Linked DNA regions of Homo sapiens: region 2 is linked to region 1. A link is a loop called in an ENCODE intact Hi-C map of the cell type or tissue named here. Cell type or tissue: heart left ventricle. All regions are shown on one strand. Each heading gives the region's core, and the rest is flanking DNA. Links, peaks and the distances in the headings are about the cores only. Region 1 has its middle 160 kb from the start of LINC02380. Region 2 has its middle 96 kb from the start of LINC02380.

Evidence for each region. A loop is a pair of places that touch in the nucleus more often than their neighbours do. Peaks named below come from ENCODE experiments on the same cell type or tissue, not always from the same donor. Only the 100,000 strongest peaks of a DNase experiment are listed, where the experiment ranks them.
Region 2: it touches region 1 in a loop (11-fold over the local background); 2 of 110 quality-filtered maps call a loop at or near these places.

The regions. Positions count from the first base shown.
Region 1 is chr4:57,267,689-57,273,078 of GRCh38, reverse strand. No RefSeq gene overlaps it. Among named protein-coding and RNA genes, the nearest start is that of LINC02380, 160 kb to the left of the region's middle. In heart left ventricle, for the core only: no CTCF peak of the experiment used is centred there; a DNase peak (open chromatin) is centred at 2,488; H3K27me3 peaks cover 82 bases.
Region 2 is chr4:57,327,246-57,332,635 of GRCh38, reverse strand. No RefSeq gene overlaps it. Among named protein-coding and RNA genes, the nearest start is that of LINC02380, 96 kb to the left of the region's middle. In heart left ventricle, for the core only: no CTCF peak of the experiment used is centred there; no DNase peak of the experiment used is centred there; H3K27ac peaks cover 294 bases.

The DNA.
Region 1 (5,390 bases), core at 241-5,240:
ATCTTCTAGTCAAGCCAGACTCTGGCTTCCATGTGGTAAGTTATCTCTCAACTTTCTTCCCTGCCTCGACAAAAACCCTCTTGAGATTCCTTTACACAGCCATAAACACATCTAATCCACCAAACAGGTCTGAACCTGTCTTAGTCCTTTCTGTCCAGCTATAACAGAATACCACAGATCGGTTAATTTATAAAGAAAATCCATTTATTTCTCACATTTCTAGGGGCTGAGAAGTCCAAGAGCATGGTGCCAGCATCTGGCAAGGGCAATCCCATGGAAGAAAGGTGGAATGCAGAAGTGAGCATGTGGGATAGAAAGACAGGAAATCAGGCTGAACTCATCCTTTTTATCAGGGGCTCACTCCTGAGGTGATTAGCCCACTCCCAGGATAATGACCTTCATCCATTCATAAGGGTGGGGCCTTATGACTTAATCAAATCATAAAGGCACCATTTCTCAATACTGTCAATTGGCCACTAAATTTCCACATGAATTTTTAGGGGACAGTCAAATCAACTGTTGTAACCACTGAAGTGTTTGGAGGCTCTTAATCTTCAGGAAGTGTAATAAAACTAGCTGTGGAAAATGATGAGGAAAGGAGAGAAATGTTTTTTTGTTTGGTTCGTATACATATAAATATTACCTAACAAACATTTATACCCCAATTACCATTGGCCCTGATCTAAGTCTTTTATATATATTAACACATGCAATCCTAAAACAGTTCCATCAGATAATTAATTAGGCCCACTCTGCACATGAGGAAGCTGAGGCACAGAGCAATTTGGTGATGCGAAGTTATACAACATGTAAGCTGTAAGTTTGCAACCTGCGGAATAGGAGAAAATATTTGCGAACTATATGTGCAATAAGGGGTTAACATCTAAACTGTATAAGGAACTCATACAACTCAATAGCAAAAGCAAAAGCAAAAACAAATGTTCTGATTTTACAATGGACAAAGAACCTGAATAAACAGTTTTCCAAAGACATACAAACAGTTAACAGGTATATGAAAAGGTGCTCAACATCGCTCATCATCAGAGAAATGCAAATTCAAACCACCATGAGACATCACCTCACACCTGTTAGAAAAGCTATGATCAAAAACATAAGAGGTAACAAGTGTTGGTGAGGATGTGGAGAAAAGGGAAACTTTGCACACTGTTGGTGGGAGTGTAAATTGGTACAGCCATTATGAAAAACAGTATGAAGGATCCTCAAAAAATTAAAGCTAGAACTCCCTTGTGAACCAGCAATCCTACTTTTGGGTATATATCCAAAGGAAATGAAACAGTATGTCAAAGAAATCTCTGCACTCCCCTGTTCATTGCAGCATTATTCACAATACCTAAGATATGGAAAGAACCTAAATGCCTATAGATGAATGAATGAATGAATGAATGAATGAATGAATGAAGAAAATGTGGTGTGTCTATATAAATGTGGTATATATATGTATGTATACACACAGACACAAACACACTAGAATATTATTCAGCCTTTACAAAGAAGGAAATCTTGTCATTTGCAACAACACGGATAAATCTGGACAATATTATGCTAAGTAAAATAAGCCAGACACAGAAACACAAATACTGCATGATCTCATTCATTTGGAATATATACATGTTAAACTTATAGAAACTGAGAGTATAATGGCAGTTTCCAGGGGCTGGGAGTGGAGGAAATGGGAAGATGTTGTAAAGGGGTACAAATATTCAGTCAGACAGAATGAACAAGTTCTGGATATCTAATGTACAGCATGGTGACTATAGTTAATAATAATGCACTGTACACTTGAAATTTACTAAAAGAGAAGATCTTAGGGATTCTCATCATAAAAAAAGCTACTAACTATGTGAGGTGATGGAGATGTTAATTAGCTTGATTGTATACATCATTTCATGATGTATGCATGAATGTATGTATATGTATTCATAAATAAGTGTATGTATTATATATGTATGCAGTGTACATATATATCAAAACATCACTTTGTACACCTTGAATATATACAATTTTTATTTGTCAATTACACAGAAAAGCTGGGGGAAAAAGTTGTGAGGATGCTAGTCAAACCAGGTGGCCTGGCTCCACTGCCCTGCTCTTAACCACTGCTCCACATGGCTCTTCAGCTCGGGATGGATACCTATTCCAGTATAATACTGAAATATCTCACTTGGGGAAAATTAAAGATGCAACAACAATAAGCCAGCAAAGGTCTACATCCTTTCGTCTTCTTTTTTCCACCTCACCCAGGCAAATGCCTGAGGCTAAAATAGTACTTTCCAAAGCGCCTGAACAGGGATAGGCATCAGAGTAAACAATACTGGGTAAAATCATCTGTGACGCATTTTCTGCCATTTTCTTGGTATCTAGTTTCCCCTAACCCCTCTCTTCTCACTCCAGTGCCCCAGTAGCTCTTGGCAGAGGCTTAAATGGGTCACCTGGGGCAGCCCTGGCTTGAGCTCTGCTTGCTGCCTCTGGCCTTATCTGCAATGAAGCAGCCGCTGCTTGGTGTACAGCAATTCTCAAAGGTCATCAGAGGCAGCTGCAAGCTTGGCTGGAGTTAACACAATTCGTTAAGCAGGCGATGAGTCCTCCAGAGCTGAGTGAACGCCTACATAGCTAACATATTGACGCTATTCCAAGTGGCTTCCTTCTGTCCTCGCCTCTATTGCCCATGCTGGATATACTAGTAGTTCATGCTCTTGACTTGAACCTCTGCTACTGTAGTGCTGTGAAGGCAGAGGACTCAGAGCTCAATTCAGCTGCATCTTTTTAAATGCCAATGAAGGGAAAAATCACTATAGAAGAGGCAAAGGGCTGCAACATTAACATCTACAGAGAATTTATTCTTACGAAATCCCATCGGGAAGTTTCAAGTATTATCTCAGTTAGCCCTTCCTACCACACTATGCAGTATTACTCACGTTCTTTAGGTGAGGAAAATGAGAAGACAGAGAAAGTGACTTGATCAAGGTCTCACAGCTAAAAAGTAGCACAGCTGATTTAAAGCCATTCCTGTGTGACCCCCACACCTCTGCTTTCCCCCACCGCAATATGGTGGTGTGCTAAAGGAGCTCACAGTTAAGTGAGTAAGGCCAATGTATAAAAAACTAACAGAGCACAAAGTAGAATTCAAAAGTGGCCATAACAGAGGTTCAAGATGGAAGACAGAGGAAGGAACAAGTCATTGCAACTAGGAGGCTTAGACAAAGAGGTTGCTTTTGAGCTAGATCTTGAAAACTAAGTAGACTAAAGAAGTTGTATGAGCAAAAGGACAGAGTCATAAAAGAGTGTGTAGCAAAAGCTACTAGCTGTTCACAATTATCCATTTCCTCTTCTTCTACACTTGGCCAGATTATCTTTCCTAAAACTCCTGTGCAATTCAGTATGGCCACCCTTCTAAAAATTCTAGCTAATGGAATATGATTAGAAGTGATGACTGACGGGGCTGGCCCAGAAACCCCTCACATGGGCTTTCTGTCCAGTTTACCCTCTAACTGGCTGGAACAAAGATGACCAGGGCAGCTCTGGATGCTGCGTGCTGAAGACCGCAGAGCTCTCATCAGTTTGACTCTCGACTAGACCTCATGGAGGAGAGCTCTCCTGCCTACCAGGAGCACCTACGTTGGATTCTTTAGTGAGTAAAACATATATGAACTTCTACTGTGTTTGAATCATTCTGCATTGGGGTCTACTTGTGACAGGAGCTTGTGTTACCCTAAATAATACCAGTAGTATCCTTAGGTGAAGGTGAACAGAGAGGCACCCAGGCAATGTTGCGGAAGTAGCCTGGACACCCCAGTGGGGGTAGATCGAGGTGGGCCACATTAAAGAGTTGAGATTTCTTCTGTTAGCAGCAGGCAAAGTAAATTCACACTCTGACAAAATTAGTCTGTATATAGGCAAAATGAGTTTTGAAGGCCACTTTATGAGCATCTGACATTTAAAACTGTATGCTGGGCACTAACATGAGTACCTCCTTACACAGTCGATCTTTTATTTTGCAAAGAAGTAAGCTGCTAGAAATGATACCTATGCTTCAAGTTTTGTACTTTCCATTTTATTAATGAGCATTCATTGATTTGGTTACATGTTTTAGTTTTAGTTCCACCAACATACGCTATAATTGGCATCTGACAATGGAAGAGAATACCCAAGTTAGAAATACACAAATGCTCCTACTCTAAGGACAATTGAAGAACAAACAGAAACAAAGATTGCAGCTGGCATTATGTTGTCAGAGAAAGCAGAATGTTGTAAAAGATATTCCTATGCTCTTTCAGACATACTTTTCCCAAGGCCGGAAATGTGGCATACAGCCCAAGACAGGCTGGAAATAAGAAGTATATAAAAACAATACTGCAGAAAAGAACAACGAAAAATTAATTGGAAGTAGAAAGCACGCACATTAGTGTGAACTTAGTTTTCTGAATCAACAGTTTCTCTCTAAATGCAACCCAAAGATGAATGTTGGACATGGCTGGAACATTGTGATAGGGTGACAGGACGCAGTGGGGAAAAGCGTTTCTCAATTTAGAGGAAGCATGAGGTTGATTTTAAGAACACCAATTTTGGTGGACTCCAAGGGAAGTTAACCTAAGTAGAGAAGAAAGATAGAAACAGAAGTTAGAGTGGTAAACAATGTGAATGCAGGTAAAGAGATTTAAAGATATATTGATCTAACAGAATGAACCAAAAATTCAGTCATGCGGCCACCCCTAGATGCAGAGAAGCCGGGAAATGTAATTCAACTGTGTGCTCCAGAAGAAGAGAATATGGATTTCTATGACTGAGTGATCATCTCAGTCACGATGTCCTTCTATGATTCATATCACTGTCTTAGAATGAAATTGTATGTCCCCCTTTTTTTTTATTTTGGTGTGTAGACAGACTGGCATTGGTTGACATATAGTTATTGGATAGATAGGTGTGGCTAGCATTGTCAGGCTTTCAGAACTAGAAAAAAATGCCAGAGACTTGATTCTAGCCCTGAAAGACTTCATTATGTGTTATGTCATGGGTAATAAACAAAGGAAATGAGATCCAGGAAATCCAGAGTTATAATTTAGACTTTATCAGACTGTTGCACTAGTTGAGCTGCAACAAGGGACGAAACTACAGGGACTTAAATAAGATAGATGTTTATTTCTCTGTCACATAATAGTCTCGATGAGAGTTGGCATGAATCAAGTAGGAATGAGAGAAAGGGAGGGCAAGTTTCTTTTCTTTTAAAGGTGCAATCCAAATTTACACAGATTACTTTCTTTCACATCCCATTGGCCAGACCAAGTCACATGGCTAAAGCTAGGCACAAAAGAGGCTGGAGGTGTGGTTTTTTGTGGAGCAGCCACATGGAGCAGCAGAAAACTTTCATGAAG
Region 2 (5,390 bases), core at 104-5,103, 60 kb before region 1:
TTTTAAGGTAAAATAAATATTTAAGAAGTATATCTTTTTTCAACTCCCACATTAATTTATGATGAAAATCCTTATTTAAAAAGTGAATTTTAAAAATACTAATGGCTGAATCCATTTCTAAATGGAAGTCAAGAGACTGTATTGTACTAAATAGATTTCTGACTTTGAATAGCCATTCAAATATTCTAGCCTATTTTAAAATCCATAAAATGAAGGTAGTAGATAAGATAATTTCTAAAAGTCCTTCCAATTGGTATATTCTATAGTGTTACCACCCTGTGGAATATACCAATTGGAAGGATTGGTATTTCCTCCAATATTTCCAAGAGTTTGCCTATTTGGAAAACCATTGAGCTTGGGCTGAATTTAGGTGAAGAATCTAATCACCCTGGCAAAGGGACTTCCCTTTGGTTGGTTAACACAGAAAGCAGTTGTTAAAATGATTGGCATAGTGTATGCTGTCCCAAAGAGGCAGTGACAAGAACTCTGACAAGACTATTGAATGTGCCAGTGTGTGTAGACAAAGCACTCACTGCAAATAACAGAGAAGTTCCCTGGGACTAAAAGATATTCAAGTAAATTAGGGGACTAACTTAAACCTACTAACCTAGGATGCACAGTGTTAAGATTGAAACCCTAGCCTGGTCCCTAGCATTAACTAAAGCTTTTTGTCTTTTTTCCCACTACAATAGTGCCAATTAAGAATAGAGTGTCAGCTGAGAGAGGTGTATAATAGAAAACACTGACAGATTCTTAACGCTAACAGCCAGAAGAGAGTTGCTTTAATAAGGTGTCCTGAAGCAAAGGAATTTTTTAAGAAATGGAGAAAAGAGAAAATTACTAAACAGAGATGAGATGAGCCGTAGGTAGGTATGGGAAATCTGATGTGGGAGTCCTGCCTGAGGCTGCGCAAAAGCAGAATCAAATCACACTGGAAGTAAAGTCCCCTCTTTTAGACCCCACTCCACCCCCATCTGGCTCAAGTTAAGCCCATTCCTGGCCTAACGGTGTCCTAATCCGGAAGCCAGTGACCAAGCCTGTGAGCCTATCCTGGACCCCACCCCTAGGGCTTGGCACTTTCTGCACACAGAGGAAATGTCCATGGGATATAGACTTTAAAAAAAAAAAATCATGCTTAATGTAGTATCTTGTAAAGTCTCTTCAGTATGAGCAAGGTCACATTAAGTAAATAAAATATCTCAAGTGGAACATCAAAGCAAAAACACTTGGAGTGACATTATGCAATGTGATTACCCAGAGGTATAGCAGGACTCCTCTCTGATCCTCCTTTGGGGACTTGTCTTTTACTTTTTATTATGAAAATTTTAAACAAACCAAAAGTAGCAAGAACATCAAAACATCTCCATGTAGCCATCATCCTGTTTCAGGAATTATCAATATATAGCAAATCTTGTTTCATCTACATACCTCGCCATTTCTCCTTTCCTCCACTGTATTATTTTAAAGAAAATCCACACAGAAAATTATTTCATCTGTAAGTATTTTGGTATGAATCTCTAAGAGAGTCCTGTATTTCTTAACATAACCACAAGATCATTATCCTATCTCAAAAAGTAGCAATAATTTCTTAATCATAAAATATTCAGTCAGTGTTCAAGTTTCTTTGGAGTATTTCTTGGAACAATGAGGGTCAGGCAATAGAAGACAAGCTGAGAGTTCTACTAATAGATGGAAAGAATACAAATAATAGCAGTAGCAAAATAAATAAAACAACTAACCTTGAAGTGCATACATAGTTACACCAGAAATGCTTCCTAAACCAACAGCCTGCAGTCTACAGCCAGGCAAAACCACCTTCTGCCTCCTCAACGTCAGTCCCTCAAGTTATTCTGCTGTGGCTTATCTTCTCCTTTGAGGCCATTACGTGTAATACTTATTTTACAACCAAGTATGGGCTGAATAAAAAATCCAGAGGAAGACCCTATATCCATTCCCAGAACATGATAGCAAGACTAGATCTTGTCACCCAGAAAGGCCAGTATTAAACAGGTCCCAACAGAGAGCCCCAAATAGGACCCTTAGAAAGGACCCTTTTGCACCAACAGTGGTGAATCTGCCATTAACTGAAGTCGTAAGAATGACTCTTGAAAGGATTGGAGGAATTAATAATGATGAAGAAAAAGGGTTCTTGAGTTGAATTTTCTAGAATCTAATCCCAATTCTCAACTTGCATGCTGAGCAAACTCGGGCAAGCTCATTAATCTACTTGAACCTCAAGTTTCTGAAATGTTAAATGAGGTCAGTAACAGGATCTATCTCCTAGTTTGATTTTGAGAATTAATAGGGACAGCACATGAAAAATACCTCAATGCCCAACCACGCTGGATGCAGGACTTTTAGTGTTAAAACTGGGAGAATACCAGACAAACCAGGACAGCTGGTCCCCATAACAGAGGTATATGTGGCACAGAGAGCATCCAATACCTACTATCACCTACCAGTAGCAATTGAGGCACAGTAGTGTTTTCATTCTTCATCAAATGAGATAATAATTGATAATTTCCCAAGCAACTCCAAAATAGAATTTACTCTTTCTCTCACTAGTGATTTTCCCAACTTTGCAAGTATTGAAATACGTTGAAAGTGGATATCAGGTCTAATTTAGTGTACTTGATGCATCATTTCCAAATTTAACTGACCATTAAAATTTTCTGAGGAGTTTTCTTAATATGCAGATGCCTAGGCTCCCTGGATTAACATATTTCGGTTAGGATATGAGAATGTATATTCTTGTTAAAATTCTTCAGCTGATTCTTAATTCCAAAATGTATTCTAATCAGAAGGTTTTATGATTACAAGTATCTCCAAAATTTTCTTATTTCTCACTAAAAATGTATGTATTACCAGGAGAACCAAAAGTCTAACTCTTAAAATTTTACAAAACTTTATCTCAGTGTTTTGGGGAGATGTCGTAGGGTTCAGGATTTTGTTTTGTTTTGTTTTGTTTTGTTTTTAATTGGTTAAAGTAAAAATCGCACCATCTGCTTCTGAGGCTGCGGTAGATTTCTCCAAGGCAATTCAATCATACGAGAGAAAACGAGTCACCGAGTGCCTGACTCCCCTGACAAGTGACATAACTCTGTCCTGTTCTCCAGCCTGCAGCAAAAGACTGGCTATGACATTAGAAACAGGGGAGAATGTTCCAGTGGCTGTCCTGCAGTCAGGATAATGGAGAGGTGTTAAGTGATTGATATCAGGTCACCCAGCAAGCCAGGGTGCAGTGCCAGAAATAGGATTGTGTCTCCCACTCGGTGGTCCATGGTCCGTGTAATACACCCTGAGGATATGGGAGCGAGGTCCCTCGTCTGAGTGAAGAAGCAGAGAGGGACTTCCATTTAGAGGTTCATAAATGCTAGTCTGAAAGGAAGAAGAAAATTCCCCTTTCATGCTCAAGAAAGCCTAAACCAACATGAGGGAGTAAGGAAATGTTATTTAGTTTTATAAGATGAAAGATTGCTGTATTTACTCACTTCCCACCAGTACCATGGAGGGGCTTGCTTTTCCCAATCATTCTTCATGCTTGGCCTCACACAGTGCTTCTTGGAAGGCAGACTGGGGCAGAAAGATAAGAGGTGATTGCTCTAGCTGGCCTAGAAAAAATGATATTTTTCATTTTCTTTATAAAGCCATATACTATCTAAGATGATTCCATTTCTGAGTGCATGACTCAATGCAGTCACTTCAAAGGTATAATAAGTAAAGCACTAAATGTCACTGGAGGCCCTGAAAAAAAAGATTATTTTATTTTATTTTATTTTATTTTATTAAGTTCCGGAATACATGTGCAGGATGTGCAGGTTTGTTACACAGGTAAACGTGTGCCATGGTGCTTTGCTGCACCTATCAACCCTTCACCTAGGTATTAAGCCCTGTGTGCATTAGACATTTATTCTGATGCTCTCCCTCTCCCGACACCCCATGACAGTTCCCCATGTGTGTTGTTCTCTTCTCTGTGTCCATGTGTTCTCATTGTTCAGCTCCCATTTATGAGTGAAAGCATGCTGTGTTTGGTTTTCTGTTCCTGTGTTAGTTTGCTGAGGATAATGGCTTCCAGTACCATCCATGTTCCTGCAAAGGACATGATCTCATTCCTTGAAAAAAGATAATTTATTTTCCCCAAAAGTTAACCTATTTTTAAGAAATAATTCTGTTTAGGCTAAACTGTTTATGTGTAGTTATGTATTTCTTTTTAGAATATTTTCATCTTTTTCATTTCTGTATTTCTGACACGTAGTTAATCAATTAATCAGTTCCTCAAGGGTAAGAATTAAGCTTACCTTTAGACACACAAACACACACACACTTCCTACAGCCCACCTTAGTACCCCACACTCAGGGTACTTAAATAATATTTTTAAATTGTTCAATTACAGAAGTAAATAAACATATTATATCATTTCTATATTTAAGTAAATTAAAAAGAATTATGGATTGGATGGCAAGGTGTTATGAATTGAGGGCATGAGTAGAGGAAATAAATGTCCATTTATTTATTTATTTATTTGTTTGTTTATTTTGAGATGGAGTTTTGCTCTTGTTGCCCAGGCTGGAATGCAATGGTGCAATCTTGGCTCACTGCAACCTTCAGCTCCCGAGTTCAAGAGATTCTCCTGCCTCAGCCTCCCAAGTAACTGGGATTACAGGCATGCACCACCACACCCAGCTAATTTTGTATTTTTAATAGAGATGGGGTTTCTCCACGTTGGTCAGGCTGGTCTCGAACTCCCAACCTCAGGTGATCCACCCGCCTCGGCCTCCCAAAGTGCTGGGATTACAGGCTTGAGCCACTGGCGCCTGGCCCCATTCATTTACTTTTTGTACCTCAAAAATTGGATAAAATAATGTTAGAACTATTGGTGGCATTTGTATGCTTTTCTATATTCTTAATATGTATCTAATGAAAAAGAAATAAAAATGTACAAAGCTAGCAAGTATGAATAATAGTCCACCAACATAAGTGTGCAAGAAACAGTACTATATTTTCTATAACTCAAATTGCTTTTCGACTCCATGGCCTTTTTTCCCTGGACTGATGGAAATTGTCACCTTGGCTTTTTTTCTAGTGTCAGGGATATGGAGCAGCTGAGCGAGGATATTAGTCCACACCAGCTGGACCTATGCTTACTTATTAAAGCACAGTGGTAGTCTTCCTCCACCAAGTCAGAGTTGAGCCTTGAAGATGTAGTTGAGAGAGGAGAGGAATGGAAAAGACAAAGCTGGGATCTTGGTATGATGGGGCAGTAGAAAGAAGAGGAAACAGCACCAGAGAGGGAGCCTCCCATCTAAGGCATAGCTAGCTCATTTCCAAAGAAAGCAACCCTCCCTGTAGATGACCATCAACACACAAAGTCCTGAGGATGGTATAAAAG